Linked DNA regions of Mus musculus: regions 1 and 2 are each linked to region 3. Evidence: chromatin loops called from intact Hi-C (ENCODE). Cell type or tissue: gastrocnemius. All regions are shown on one strand.

Region 1 (5,000 bases), 320 kb before region 3:
CCTGGCTGTCCTGAAACTCACTTTGTAGACCAGGCTGGCCTCAAACACAGAAATCTGCCTGCCTCTGCCTACCGAGTGCTGGGATTAAAGGCATGCGCCACCATGCCCGGCTACCGCTTACCTTTTAAAGCATGGGTTGTGTGGACTGAACTGACTGTTCTCAGGCTAGCATAGTAAGTAATTTATTAACTAGGCCTTTCCTCCTTCCCCTAGCCTTCATCCTGCTTTTTGGGGTGTGTGTGTGTGTGTCTGTGTATTTTTTAAAAAGTGTGTTTCACTGTTTTGTAATGGCAATCCTCCTGTCTCAGTCTCCAGAGGGCTGGAATTTTAAGCTTGAGCCACTATGCCTGGCAGTACATGCTGTGGTGTCAAATAGGAGAGGGAAGACTGGAGACATAGCAGTAAACATGATTTACAGGGACACAAAAAGACACCTTATTTATTTTGAGGCAGGGTCTCTGTATGCAGCCCAGGCTGTCCTAGAACGCGCTTTGTAGATCACACTGGCCTGGAACTCAGATCTGCTTGCCTCTGTCTCCTGAGTGCTGGGACTAAGGGCACACACCACTAGGACAGACAAAAGAAACTTATTATTAATTTGGTTTTTTGAGACAGGGTTTCTCTGTGTAGCCCTGGCTGTCCTAGAACTTGCTCTACAGACCAGGCTGGCCTCGAATTCCAAGATCTGCTTGCTCTGCCCGAGTGCTGGGATTAAAGGTGCGTACCAAATGCCTGGCAGCGAAGCAGCACCACCACTGCCTGTCTCCATTTAAAAGTTTTACTTCATTTACTGCGTGTTCACATGTGTGTGCAAGCACATGGCATGACACGTCTGGAGGTCAGGACATCTTGTGGGAGCTGGTTCTCTTCTTCCACCTTGGAGGGCCTGGGGATTGACCTCAGGTGGTCAGGCTTGGTGGTGGCAAGTGTCTTAATGGGATAAGAATCTTGCCATTCCTATTTTATGAACATTAAAAATAAAATCACCAATCCTTTAAAGCATTAAAAACAAATAAACAAACAAGCAAATAAAAACCTGTGTGGTGTGCATCTGTATAGGGGCATGCATTTCACAGACAGCTTGGTGGAGTTGGCGCCTTTCCACCTTCATGTGTCTCCTATGCAGCGTTCACCAGCGGTGGCACCATCTCACCAGCCTGAGCCTTCTTTACACATGCAGTGTGTCTCCCCCTTTTAATATAAAGACCACTGAAAAAAAGCCTCTTCAGTGTGGCAGGGGGTGCACACCTTTAATCCCAACACTTGTGAGGCAGGCAAAATTCTGAGTTCGAGGCCAGCCTGGTCTACTGACTGAGTTCCAGGATAGCCAGCACTATACAGAGAAACCCTGTCTTGAAAAAAACAAAACAAAACAAAAAAAAAAGGAAAGAGCCGGGTATGGTGGTGCACGCCTTTAATCCCAGCACTCGGGAGGCAGAGGCAGGTGGATTTCTGAGTTCAAGGCCAGCCTGGTCTACAAAGTGAGTTCCAGGACAGCTAGGGCTATACAGAGAAACTCTGTCTCAAAAAATGAAAAAGGAAAAGAAAAAAGCCTCTTCATACAAATAGCCTAGTACATTCCCCCAATATTTGTTTGTTTGTTTGATTTTTTGAGACAGGGTTTTTTCTGTGTATCCCTGGCTGCCCTGGAACTCACTTTGTAGACCAGGCTGGCCTCAAACTCAGAAATCCACCTGCTTCTGCCTCCCAAGTGTTGGGATTAAAGGTGTGTGTGCGCCACCACCGCCTAGCACATTCCCCCAATTTTATTTTAGGTTTTGTTTAAGTCAAATACAAAAACATCAATAAAATAGAATATTATACACTCACTAGGAATGTTGATAAAGATATACTTATTTATTTATTCACCTGAAGTTCTTAAGTAAAACAGTATAATATAAAATAAGTTAGAAAAGAACGTATATTCCAAAATACTAACTGTGATCACTTGGGGGCAATATAAAAATACACAGAATATTGCTATCAGAAAGTTACCTAAGCCTAGGAGCTTGTGGAATCGGTCCCTGAGCCCCCGTGCTGTGCTCACCTGCTTTCTCTGGCTACCTCCAACATCCCAGCCACGCACTCCTATTAATCCTGCCCAGGTCAGAGGCGATCCAGATGTAGTCAGTTTTTGGTGGCATTCACAGTATCGGGGTGGCAGCCCCGAGGCCAGCCCGAGAACCTTCCTTTGCTGCACACAGGGCTCCTGCAGACTCTTACTGTCCCCACAGGTCAGCTGATTCGGGTCCTCTCTCTCATAAAAGAGAAGCAACTACAGAAACCTCTCCTAGCTTTGTTGGTCAAGAGGAACAGGCTCACAGCAGTGGCCTAAGTGTCATGGTTGGGCCACAGGAAATAGAAACTTCAGGACCCTTAGAACATTTTATTACCAGTTAACAAGATTTCCTGTTTTTTTAAATGTGTCCCTCTAAAAGCCACAGACTTTTGGGGCATGAATGGAGCTATACGGCTTCTAGGAGAAAAAAAAAGAAAATGTAGTCAAGAACAGTAAAGTCCAGTCTCTGCCACCAGGTGGCGTCATAGACCAGTGCGGAAGAAGCAGTGGCGTGGGCAGAAGTGTTTCTGTGGCTGCCGCGCTTCCTAACTCCTGGCTCCACAGAGTCAATGAGCTGGCCCAGAGGCGATGAGATGGGGCAGGAGAGCTGAATGAAGGAAGAGCCAAACACTTTCCTTCTTCTTCTCTTTTAATATCTAAGATTTAAAGGTCCCAGAAGCAACTAACCACAGTAACAACATTCTGCATGCTGGCTGGTCCCTTCCGGAGCTGTTGTGAGCGCGTGCCACCTGCCCAGCTAAGGGGTCCATCCTGGGAGGACTGGGGCGTAGGGAGGAGGTTTTCCCTTGGGCCAAGATGAGGGTTATTTCTTGTGGAGAAACTTCATTTTATTGCCTAAAAAAGAAAGTGAGAACATTTTATCAGGGGGGGAGGGGAGGGAGGGGGTGCACAGGAAAGTGTGTGTCTCTCAGCAGGCTGTGGAGTCAAAGGACATCTTTGTGGACTCAGTTCCCTCCTCCCGCGTTTATGTGGGTTCTGGGGACTGGACTTAGGCTTGTGTGCCACATGCTGTGATGTCTTGCTGGCTGGTCACACAGCTCCTGATCTTCCTCCTCCACCTCCAGGGTTTACTCTGGAGCACAGTGTGCACCCTTAAGGACCTTTTTGCTGATTAAACTGTAGTCCTGATGATTCTTCTTTTTTTTTTTTTTCTTTTGGTTTTTTGAGACAGGGTTTCTCTGTGTAGCCCTGACTGTCCTGGAACTCACTCTGTAGACCAGGCTGGCCTCGAACTCAGACATCCACCTGCCTCTGCCTCCCGAGTGCTGGGATTAAAGGTGTGCGCCGCCACCACCAGCAGTCCTCTTGATGATTCTTTTTTGCTCAGGGGCATTCGGAGGTTGGGAGGAATCCTACCTGTGTTAAGGTACTCCCTGCCTCGCCCAGGGCATGCTGCCTCTGTTGGTTGCCACAAGACTCGGGGGTTCAGAAGATGGTGGCAAGGATGTCAGTGAGGCCACCCTAGTTCCCAGGGACAGACTAAGAGAGGTAGACAGTCCACCCTGTACCGTTCCTGGCTCTTGTGGATGGAAGTAGTGAAGACTCCAGGAAAGATGGTTTAGAGCTGAGGCTGGCGACAGGGACCCAGCCTTACCCAGTCCCTTGAGGAATTTATTGACTCCGCTGTGCTCTCCGCTGGGCAGGGTTTCCAGGTACTCCTGGGCTCGGACTTCAAACAGACCTGGTGAGGAGAAATACCCAGGATATGTTAGATGCCTGCCTTTGTGCTTCTGCACTGACCTTCTTCCTCGATAGCTCGGGAAACCTTGCTTCTGAGGCGCAGCTGTGCCTATAAATACGCTTTCAAGCCTGGGGTTTATAAGGGATTTTACTGTCCTTATAATTGCCCCACCTTGTATAATAGCTGTCTGTGGGAAGCCGTAAAGTCCGTTCACACATGAGACTCCATCTCATTCCTGCTTCCTCACTCACCAACAGACCTGTCAACCTGACTACATGCAGCTGGCCACTCTTCTGAGGAGAAGCAAGCCCTGAAGGAGGCCGGCTCTCTCACACCCTCTAAACACATTTCTCCTGTCCTGAGGAAATCCTCATCAGGACGGCCTCAAGTATGGCTGCCTGTCTTTCCTATGCTGGTGGCTGCCGTGGGAGTTCAGTCAGGGCTTCTAGCTGAGTTCATAGCACCAGGGAAACCCCAGGCCCGGGCCAGCTGCCCCTCTGGAAGCTTCTGGCCTTTGTATAGCCATGCTGCAAAGGTAAGGCCTTCCCTTTCCAGCTTTAGCTCCCATCAAACCAGCCTTTACCAGCATTCTTAGATTTTAGACTCCCAGAACGCCCAGCTGGGACAATGGACAGAATAGGCTGGGCTGATGCCTCCATCATACTGTTGTGACTTCCCCCTGCTCCTCAGCCACTTAGAGCCTTAGGCACCTCTGCCTCACTGCCCCCATAAGGCCTGTGTGCTGTCCTAACCTTTGGCATCTTGCCTGCGTAGTTCCCGCTCCTGGATGAAGCCACGGAACGTCTGGGTCTCCATGAAGACCTCCAGGAAGCGCCGCAGGCTCTTAGAGGAGACAGCTTTTCTGAAGGCCTCTCGTTGCAGGCTTCTCTCCTCACCCGATGTCAGGAACAGGGGGTAGTGGCCCACAATCTCCACAAAAAAGCGGACAAAGGCTTCGGACACCACCTCACTCAAGGAACTGGATTCAGGGCCTGAGCAAGGGGCACAAAAAAGCCGAGACAGTGAGGGAAGTTGGTAGACTGGCGCCCTGGTCAGGTACTGATCTCAGCTACCCTCCACAGCTACCCGGGACCTTCTAAGAGAAAAGGCACTGAAAGTTTCCTTTTCTCTCTTTTAGATATTTTAGAACCTAAACGGAGGAAGTGGGAAGTCCCTGATTATTGTTGGAATGAAATCCAGGTGACAGGTTGAGCCCCACTCTCTCCTTGTAACCCTACT
Region 2 (5,000 bases), 160 kb before region 3:
CTTTCTGGCATTGGTAAACAGGAATTGATGGCACAAACTACAACTCCCAGGAGTCTAGACACGAAGGGAAGAAGATCCAGATCTAAAGCCCTGCCTAGATCACAGAATACTGGTCTGTTAAAAGGTGAAGAGAGAGTGGGAGAAGGGAAGGAAATAAAGAAAGAGACGTCTAAGAGAATTTAGTGTGAAAACACAGATGAACAAAGCTCTGTGAAGTGTTATTGGTATCTTTTGGAAGGAAGAACAGAGAGTAAGAACCTAAGAAAGGGAGAGGTAAAAATGTACCCTTCTGGTAGAATTTTCACTGTAGACAAGCCACAACATTATATAGCAGCCATTTCATACTTTCTTACCCAGTTTTGTTGTGTGGGCATGCGCACACTCATGTGTGTGCGTGTGTGTATACATGTGAGTGTCCTGGCCTGGACGAATGTGGAAGGCAGAAGTGGGCATCAGGGTGTCTTCTTCAATCACTCCTCTACCTCACTGTTATTTGTAATCTGCCACGTATATCTCCACCAGGCTGCAACTTTGGGCTTCTCCTTGTCTCCCCCCCAGCACTGAGGTTATAAACATGGCCACAGCTGGCTTTCTCTGTGTACTCAGGGTCTTAACCCAGGGCCTCATGCTCATACAGCAAACACTTCCAGTGAACCACCTTCCAGTCCCTCATGCTGTTTTTTTTGTTGTTTTAAACTTCTTAATAGTTCTGGAAGAATGTGACATAAATATGTTCATAGCTGAGTCCTTACTCTGACAATACAACCTGTGATACAATCAAATGACAACTATACCTGTGATCACAGCAAAGTTAATTTTTTTTCTGTTTTTAAAAAGGCAGGTTTAGCCTGGAACTCTACACCAGCCTGACCTCAAACTCAGAGAAATATGTATGCCTCTGCCACCTGAGTGCTGGTATTAAAGCAATACACACCACAGCAGGCACCAGAGTTCATTCTTTTAGTTCTGCTTCAGCCAAGAAACAGGTTATACTCCATTGATATACTTCTGATTTCTAGTTACAAAATTGGGGATGTTATTCCACTATAACATTTATGATCAACATTTCAAACAAAAGCTTACTACTGTCAAAAGAATACAAACACTTTCTAACGCTGGTCTGAGAGCTCAGGAGCTCTATCATGTATAGTCACCTCTATCTCCACCCTCCCTTCCTCTAGAGAACCAGAGCCTTGGGAGAACTACTGAGATAGCTCCCAGAGACGGTGTTTACCTGATCCCTGTTGTTGATGTTTGAATAAGGTAGCTGGCCGGTCATCAGTTCGTACAGAACAATCCCAAACGCATACACGTCTGACTGAAAGCTATACGGGTTTTTATCTTGCATTCTGATTACTTCTGGTGCCTGTAAAAATATAAGAAAAAAATCTAGTTTAATTTCAGCTGAATAAAGACTGAAATAAAAACATTCATTCACAGAGTAACACCTTACTTACAGAAATCATCTACTAATGGTCAAAGATATAAATCCAACTAGGATAAAGGGGAAACCCCGTTTTATATATTCTGAAAGAGTTGAGATTTCATGATGCATTATTAAGGTTTTATAATTTTATCAGTAACCCTCTTTCTGAACAAACATCTACACTGGCATGTGGCCATTTCTCAAGAATGAATCTCTACTTCTTAGTCTTAATTGGCAAAGAAATACTAGACTTGCACTTATAAAAATCTTGGAAGTAGGTACAAGGAATAAGTTTTGTCACTGGTAAAAAAGATTTTCCTCAACTCAGGGAATGTTAATAGTGGTAGAATTTAGAGGCTGAAAAATTCAAGTATCCTTCCAAGTTACACCATAAATGTTTAGTATTAAAAAATGCTTTATTAACAAAGGTAAGATATAACAGGTTGACTCATTAAATTTTTAGTTGCTGCTTCTAGGGCAAACAAAGATCAAATCATATCTACCAAATTTTCACATAATTTAGTCACTCTGCTGTACAACTCGGTTTCTTATTTATATGAAGTACAAAGAATGACTGGTGAAGAACTAGGGTTTATTCCTTTGCTTTGCGTCTCTTACACTGTGTTGTTAGGAAGGAATTGAAGAAGTGGCAAAGGGTATTAGTGAAACTTGGCAAATTTAGCAGGAAGACCACGTTCTTGTTCTTGGCAAGGAAGTATCTCTCCTGAGGAATAACAGGACTCAACTAGATCTGCAAGTCAGAACTGCCTGTGGAGCCGACTCAGTGCTGACTATACTCCAGTCTGATACAGAACATCTGAGTCTACAAGTGGGACCCATATATTCTATGCAGAGCTCTACACATGATTCTGCTGTCTGCCCAAAGTTAAGAAACACTGATGGAAGACCTGTGGGAAATCCGAAGAGATGAAAAGGACAGCAGTGGAGGAGGAAAATGTCTTCTCCACTTGTTTTTCTTATGAATTTTGTTGGCAGGTGTTATTTTAGTGATATGCTATAAAACAAACCACTCACAACCATGATAAGATAAACAAGTAATTTTTTTGGAGGGGATAGAATTTAGATCAGTTGAAGAACTGTCTTTTAAAATTTAGTTTGCTTTCACTGCTGATAGATGGCTAGACAGTTGCATGCCATCTACTTAAATGTGTGCCAGATGATCAATTTGTTAATTTATTAAAATTGTCACATAAATGTATTTCTCTTTTAAGATATAAATGAAAGTAGAAAAGACTACTGTAAATAATTCAGAGAGCCACATAAACTGGTTTATGACCAAATTATCTTTTCAAGTTATGAATATTCCACACTCTCAAAGACTTGACAGGGTTTCACTATGTAGCTCTGGCTGTCTTGGAACTCACAGAGGTCCACCTGCCTCTAGGACTAAAGGCATGTGCTACCCCAACCAGTCTATTTATTTTAATTTTTATGTGTATGATGTTCTGTCTGTGCACTAGGGAGGCCAGAAGAAGGCTTCAGATTCCTTGGAACTGGAGTTTACAGACACTTGGGAGTTGTCACTGGGTGCTGAGAACTAAAAGCAAGTCTTTTGAAACATCAGCCAGAGAATTCTTAACAACAGAGCAATCTCTTACAGCTCCCCATATTGTTTTCTGAAGGCAGTTATCAACCTGAAAGATTTGTTCAACAATTAAGTGCATTATAGGCTGGCTATTTTTGTTCTCTTAAAAAACCTTCAGCATGACTGAATAAAAGATTAACTCATTGACCCAGGGTATCAACAAAACATGATCAGAAGGGAATAATACTCTACTGACTATATAAACTATGACTTTTGAAAAAGAACAAACCTAGAGACTGAACCTAGACCAACTTCTGTACTGTTGTTAAAGCATGTGAATGATCTGCCTTACATTTTTGTCTCTATAATTTCAGAACCAAAAAAGGTCATCTCCCTGGGACACACTACGATCTTTGTTAGAATTATGTGCCTAAAAGGTTCCTGAAAGCCAGATTACAACCAAGTAGTCTCTTCTAACTAATTAAAACAGTTAAATGTATAATGAAAGGATTTAAAAAGGAAACTTAGCTAACTATAATGTAGAATCTAAGAAAGGGTCTCGTCATCCTTTGGTCTGACCTAACATTTCAGATGAAGGGACTCAAGGAAGCCCAGGAAACTTTGAAGTTAATGGCCAGAGGGCAGTTCTCCCTCCCACCTCTGAAAGGCAGCTTCTTCTCTCCTCCCACTTTGCCACTTGCGCCAACTTCATCCCTGATCCCAGAAATCATAATCTATCCTTACTATTTGGAGAATCTGCTTTTTGGAGACTGCTACATATCTTTCTGGGTATTTAGACAAATATGGGCTTGAAAGCCCTTCTAACTTTTCTGTTTCTAGTAGGGTAACCCAACTGTACAAAGATGTTTAAAACACCTGTATTGGGCTGGTGAGATGGCTCAGTGATTAAGAGCACCGAATGCTCTTCCAAAGGTCCTGAGTTCAAATCCCAGCAACCACATGGTGGCTCACAACCATCCGTAACGAAATTTGATGCACTCTTCTGGAGTGTCTGAAGACAGACTACAGTGTACTTAACTTATAATAAATAAATAAAGTTAGATAAATAAATATTAAAAAAAAACCCCACCTGTATTTGGCTCAGAGCTGATATTTCAAAACTCATTGGACTCAGGATTGTTTTTATTCAAATATAATTGAAGATCATACAGTGTTTGTCTATATGGACTACCTCTGTGAATATTTAAGATATCAAAACTCAACTGACTATTATTTACTAATTCATTTAAATATTAAGCAAGCAGAGAATACCTACTCTTAATACAAAGTTCAGTAACAACAGAGCCACAACTCTCTCTCCTCTGTTTTAACTGCAATAGGCTTGGAATCTTGTATTTGTTTTTCCATTCAACCAGCTGCAGTGTGTCGTTCTGACTGAAGGACAGGAAGAAAACTGCTTTCATAAAGGAAAGACCTAGGGACCCTCTGAAAGGTCACATGAAACCACTGTGGGTTCACAGCAGGATTCCTAGAAATAACTCTTCAACAGTCTGCTGCAGAGACTGTGTTCTCATCTTTTCAACTTTCTTCTACAAAGCAGAAAGGAGACAGATCTGTGCAGAGAGCACAGGATGACTAAAAATATCCTCCTTTTCTTTTGTCTTTCCTCTTCCAATTGGCCCATAATTATGAAGTTCTTTCTAGTGTGAGGAAGGTCTATTTCCAATTTTGGCTCAAATAAAAGTGTGAGCGAGTCTTTCTGTTATGAATAGCATATTCTCATTCTCTCTCTCTCTCTGAATAAGTTTGCAAAACTTAAAAAAAAAAAGAGCAAGATACACAGACCATTTGAACATAAATTTTTGGTTTTTTTTTTGTTTTTAGACAGGGTGTCACCTAACTCTGGCTGTTCTTGTCACAGAGTTATACCTGCTTCTACCTTCTTTTTTTTTTTTTCTTTCCATTTTTTATTAGGTATTTAGCTCATTTACATTTCTGCTTCTACCTTCTGAGTGTTGGGACTAAAGGTGTGCACTACTAAGCCCAGCAAAGTATTTTAAAATAATT
Region 3 (5,000 bases):
ATACTCTGCTGTTGAACTGCGGCCACAGCCCTTTTGCTCCATATCTGCCCCCACCTTATTTGGAGACAAAAATTTTGCTCTGCAGGCAACACTTGAACTCATAATCTCCCTGCTTTCCCACCATGAGCTGCCATCCATGCCTGGCTGTTTTGTTTGTTTGACTTTTGTTTGTGTTTGTTTCAATTACTTAAAAAAATGGTGTTGGGGTTGGAACTTAGGGTCTTCTGCATACTAAAAACATGCTCTACCACTGAACTATACTATACCTTCAGTTCCTTTTTGTGTTTTTAAAGAATTATTTTTTTATGTCTAGGAATATTTCACCTGCATGTTTATGTGTGCCTAGAACCCCATAGAAGTCAGATGAGGGCTTTGGATCCCCTGGAACTGAAGTTATAGATGATAGTGAGCCAATACGTGGGTGCTGGGAATCAAACATGCCCTTCAGAAGAACAGCCAGTGCTTTCAAGCTGGACCAACTGTCCAACTTGCACATATACATATGTATATACACACACATACATATACACATACATATATGTACACACACACATATATATGTATGTGTGTGTGTGTGTGTGTGTTTGTTTTTTGTTTTTCATTTTTGAGACAGGGTTTCTCTGTGTATCCCTGGAACTTGTTATTTAGATCAGGCTGGCCTTGAATTCAGAGATCTGCCTCCTGAGCTAGGATTAAAAGTATGGGCTACCATGCCTGGTTACTTTTGTATATCTAAAAAGTTTATGTGTACGATCATTTTGTGTGTCTAGACCCATGGAAGCCAGAAAAGGGCTCCAGACTTGAGTCACAGATGCTTGTGAGCGACGTCTGGACAGGAACTGGATCTGGGTTCTCTGCAAGGGCAGTGAGTGCTGTGCCCACCAGCTCCCTTTTACAAACCTATTTTTAACTTCAGAACATTATCTCCACTTGATAAGATTCAATAAAGCCTTCTATTTTTCTTTTCTTTCTTTCTTTTTTGGTATGTGTATATTTAACTTTTGTTTTTAAAATGAAATCGTATAGACAGGGTCTCGCGTTGTATGCGTGCAGCTCAGGCCGGACTTGTGGCTTGGTGATCTTCCTGCCTTAGTCTCCGGAGTGCGGGAGTTAGAGGCAGCTGGCTGGGGAACCTGCAGCCACACAGACTTATCTCTTCCTGGGTCTGGAAGGCAAAGGTAAAGATTCTTGTCGTTAAAACTGCTGCCTGTTAGGAACCAGTTGGACTGCAAATCTCAGCAGGAGCGCTTTGAGCGGCTGTCTGCTGACAGCAGGATGAGCTGCCGGTCACAGAAAGCCAGGGGGGAGGGGGTGGGGTGTTACTGGGAAATTCTCCTCCCCGGACAAATGACCTTTCACCCCCTAGTTCTCTGTGCTCCTTTTCTTCCTCTTGGTTTTCTTTCTGAGCTTCTAGAGGAGACTAAGATATCCGTGGATTTAAGGACTGATGGTATATGACTGCTTGGTGTTTGTTGTAAAAGGTTCTGTCGCTCCTTTTGCAGGGAAACCAACAGAAACTAAAGTACAATAAAGCACAAGAGGCCTGAGTACGTAACTCAGTGGTAGAGGTCCTGGCTTTGACGCACGCGCCCCCTCCCCCTCCCCATCCCCCAAACACACACACCAACCACACAGAGACAGGGAGACACTGGGTAAACACACATCGGGTGTGAGGCCAGAGGAGCTAAACTGTAGGGGAGATCTGCCTGGGAATGAATGCCTTTCCTGTAATAACCAGAAACAGCTCCTTCGGAGGAAACTGTGAGCCCCAGGGTACAGAACGAGAGTCAGCTAGCCGGGAAGCAGACACAGTGGGCTGGCTTGCTTTTTTGCTTTTGCTTTTGTTTTTTGTTTGTGTGTGAGTGTTTTTTTTTTTTTTAGGCCAATTTAAATTATTTAAGTATTTTTGTTGGCGATGCGTTCATTTGCTTTTCAGTTCCACTTATGATATGCCTTCATAATCATCCACTCTTAGAAGAAGCCTAAATGACTGGTTCAGCAGCTCCCAGCAAAACCTCGCTCTGGAACCTATGTGAAACGCAGGCGTCATGACTAAGAGGAACTACTCTTAGTCATGTTTGTTAAGAACTGGCTTTGTGAGCCCGGCCTTAGGAAGTGACCACAGATTTCACAAGTCCACACATGTGCCTGTTAGAGCATGTTTGTTAAGAGTCCTATGTAACTCCGGTTTGATTTGTACCTGAAGGGACCGAGGGTAAAATACTTAGCCGCTGGCACGCCAGACTGGTCAACAGCCTCGGCGTGGGGTTTTAGCTACTTCTCTAAGGCTGTTTTCCAGCTTGGATTTTTAAAGTCTGCAGTTGCAAGCGGCCTACCAGACATAGCATTTCTTGCCTCCTTTTTTTTTCATACGAGATAACATTTCAAGGCGGTAGAGGCGAGGCAGCCCTGAAATTCCTAGAAGATTAGGAATGTGGGGGAGATAGCATCAGTGTGACTTGGAAGTTTCTCACTTTTCCAGCCTGGGTCAGGGGACTATAGACTTTACCCCCCAGATAGCCACTAGCAGAGTGGTCAGGACCTCCTGTGTTTACATTGGCCTACGGTAGCCTCATCCTCCATCTTCAAGCCTGCCAACAGTCAGACTTGATCTAACTGGGGTGGCCTCCAGTTAAGCTTTGATTTCAGGGTGTAATTTAAGGTGTGTAGCTCCTAGGCGCTGATGAAAAGCTGTGTGCTGGTGAGCGAGCCTTGGACACTGTTGGCCAAACCATGAAGATTAGAACAAGCTTTTATTTTATTTTATTTTATTTTGGGAAATATATATCATATCCAGTTCGGTTCAGAAATGTACTTACATATTAGTACACTTCAAAATAGAAAAAGAAATACTATATATAGGCTGGGCAGGTCTGAAACTTGCTACATAGACCAAACTAGCTGGGAACTTACACAGAGCTGTCTGTCCCTGCGTCCTGAGTGCCTGGCTATACTGTCCTTTTCTTTTTGGGAGTTCTGGGGACCAAAGCTAGGACTTCTCACCTGCTAGGTGATGTGAGCCATCCCCGTGTTCTGGAACACCCTTTGTAAGGGAAATTTTTTTGCTGGACAGATTACTATGACTGGGACAGTACTGCCACCTGGTGGAAAGTACCCTAATTACAGGAAAATATATAAGCTGAGTGAAGTAAAAAACAAAAATGACAACAAAGGTTAAGTTTTAAGTGAAATTTACACTTAATAAGGAAATCGCTAAATATATAGATTAGAGATCTACTAATTAAAAATCAGTATCTTTGGGTTGGTGAGATGGCTCAGCGGCTAAGATCACTGACCGTTCTTCTGGAGGTCATGAGTTCAAATACCAGCAACCACATTGTGGCTCACAACTATCTATAATGAGAAACAAATTAAAAACAAAAACCAAAAAACCTATGGGCTGGAGAGAGCCAGGCTGGAGCAAGAGGGAGAAGTAGGGGAGGGGGAAAGTCAGTATCTTTAAATCTGGAGTCTTGTGACACTGACCAGCATTTTTCACCAGTATCTTTGGGAATTTGGGGAGGAATAAAAAACAATCCACCTTTTAAAAATTGCTTGGTGGTGGTGGTGGTGGTGGGTGCTGGAGAGATGGCTCTGCGGTTAAGAGCACTGACTGCTCTTCCAAAGGTCCTGAGTTCAAATCCCAGCATCTACATGGTGGCTCACAACCATCCATAATGAGATCGGATGTCCTCTTCTGGTGTGTCTAAAGACAACTACAGTGTACTTATATGTAATAATAAATAAATCTTTTTAAAAAAATGCTCCAGGGAACAGAAAAATGGCTCCGCAGTTAAGAGCAGGTTAAGAGCACTCTAACAGAGGACCCAGGTTCAATCCCCAGCAACCACATGCCAGTTTACAACTGTCTGCAACTCTGTTCCCAAGGGATCCGACTCCCTCTTCTGGCCTCTACTGGCGCCAGGCCCAAATGTATTCCGCTGAAATGGAACATCGCAGACTTCTGGGTGGGAAGCCTGGAGAGGCTGCACTCGAGGTAACTGACTGGAGTCCTGAGGAAACACTAGATAATTCCCGAGTGAGCAGCCTGCTATAGAAGAACCAGACTGTACTGATCAGAAAGACTCTCTCTCTCTCTCTCTCTCTCTCTCTCTCTCTCTCTCTCTCTCTCTCTCTTCTCCCCCCCTCTCTCTCCCCCCCCCCCCGCCCCCTCCTAAAGGATAACATAGCCAGGCCTTTGATCTCAGCACTTGGGAGGCAGATGCAGAGCCCATGAAAAACAAGGAAAGCCGAATGAGCATGAGCGAAGGAGCGGCTTAAGTTTAAGGAGGGCATCGAGGTAGGACAAGTGAGTTCGGTTCATCATCTGGGCCTTCCTTTCCTGTAAAACTCATGATTGGCTGGGCCTGGTGATGTAAACCTGTAATTTCAGGACTTAATGGGGCTGAGGCTGAAGGACTGTGAATTCCAAGACAGTTTAAGCTATGTAGCCAGACTCTGAATAAACAAAACAACGACAAGTCATTATTGTGGCAATTGAAAAAAACTTAGATATGACTTTAACTAACAGGATTTAAACAATATCAATAATGTGACAACCAGGATGATTTGGTAATTGCATTATGGTCATGTATTATGGCTATAGAATTTCGTTGGTTTAGAGAATGAAAAATATTTACAGGCCAAAGAACATATTTTTTTCTTTACCTTCAAAAAATTTTACAATGTACATTACATCTCCCCTCCTCCTCTTACCCTTCCAACACGTGTGCACAGTGCCAGAAGGTCTTGAATTTTTTAATCTTTTGGGGTTTCTGGGCAAAGATTATACAGTAATTTTGTAACATTTTTTTCAAATAGTCCTGTTTCTCTGAACATTTGTTAAATAACATTTACATTTGTTAACTAACATTTACATTTGTTAAATAAAATTCAATAACATCAAAGCAATTATCTAGTAAAAGGGAACAGACGTGGCTTTGTGTCTCTTTTAAGTGTGGTCTGGTGGTGCCCTAGCATTTGCGATGCTGAAGACAGAG

Evidence for each region. Peaks named below come from ENCODE experiments on the same cell type or tissue, not always from the same donor. Only the 100,000 strongest peaks of a DNase experiment are listed, where the experiment ranks them.
Region 1: a loop joins it to region 3, with 7 times the contacts of the local background. A loop is called at or near these places in 25 of 42 quality-filtered maps.
Region 2: it touches region 3 in a loop (2.6-fold over the local background); 20 of 42 quality-filtered maps call a loop at or near these places.

Annotation. Positions count from the first base shown.
Region 1 is chr6:39,460,538-39,465,537 of GRCm38, forward strand. It overlaps Dennd2a (DENN/MADD domain containing 2A), which reads right to left. Exons shown (of 19, transcript NM_172477.4): 17 at 4,514-4,753; 18 at 3,675-3,761; 19 at 1,841-2,914. The coding sequence ends at 2,883. Among named protein-coding and RNA genes, the nearest start is that of Gm52860, 7.4 kb to the right of the region's middle. In gastrocnemius, a CTCF peak has its summit at 2,540 (motif pointing right); DNase peaks (open chromatin) are centred at 1,096, 2,548 and 4,556; H3K4me3 peaks cover 259 bases.
Region 2 is chr6:39,622,345-39,627,344 of GRCm38, forward strand. Braf (Braf transforming gene) reads right to left here. Exons shown (of 22, transcript NM_139294.5): 19 at 1,235-1,366. All of the region lies in intron 1 of Gm34389 (a long non-coding RNA gene), which reads left to right. Among named protein-coding and RNA genes, the nearest start is that of Gm34389, 8.3 kb to the left of the region's middle. In gastrocnemius, no CTCF peak of the experiment used is centred here; no DNase peak of the experiment used is centred here.
Region 3 is chr6:39,779,802-39,784,801 of GRCm38, forward strand. No RefSeq gene overlaps it. Among named protein-coding and RNA genes, the nearest start is that of Mrps33, 29 kb to the right of the region's middle. In gastrocnemius, a CTCF peak has its summit at 3,107 (motif pointing left); DNase peaks (open chromatin) are centred at 1,225 and 3,931; H3K4me3 peaks cover 1,534 bases; H3K27ac peaks cover 1,480 bases.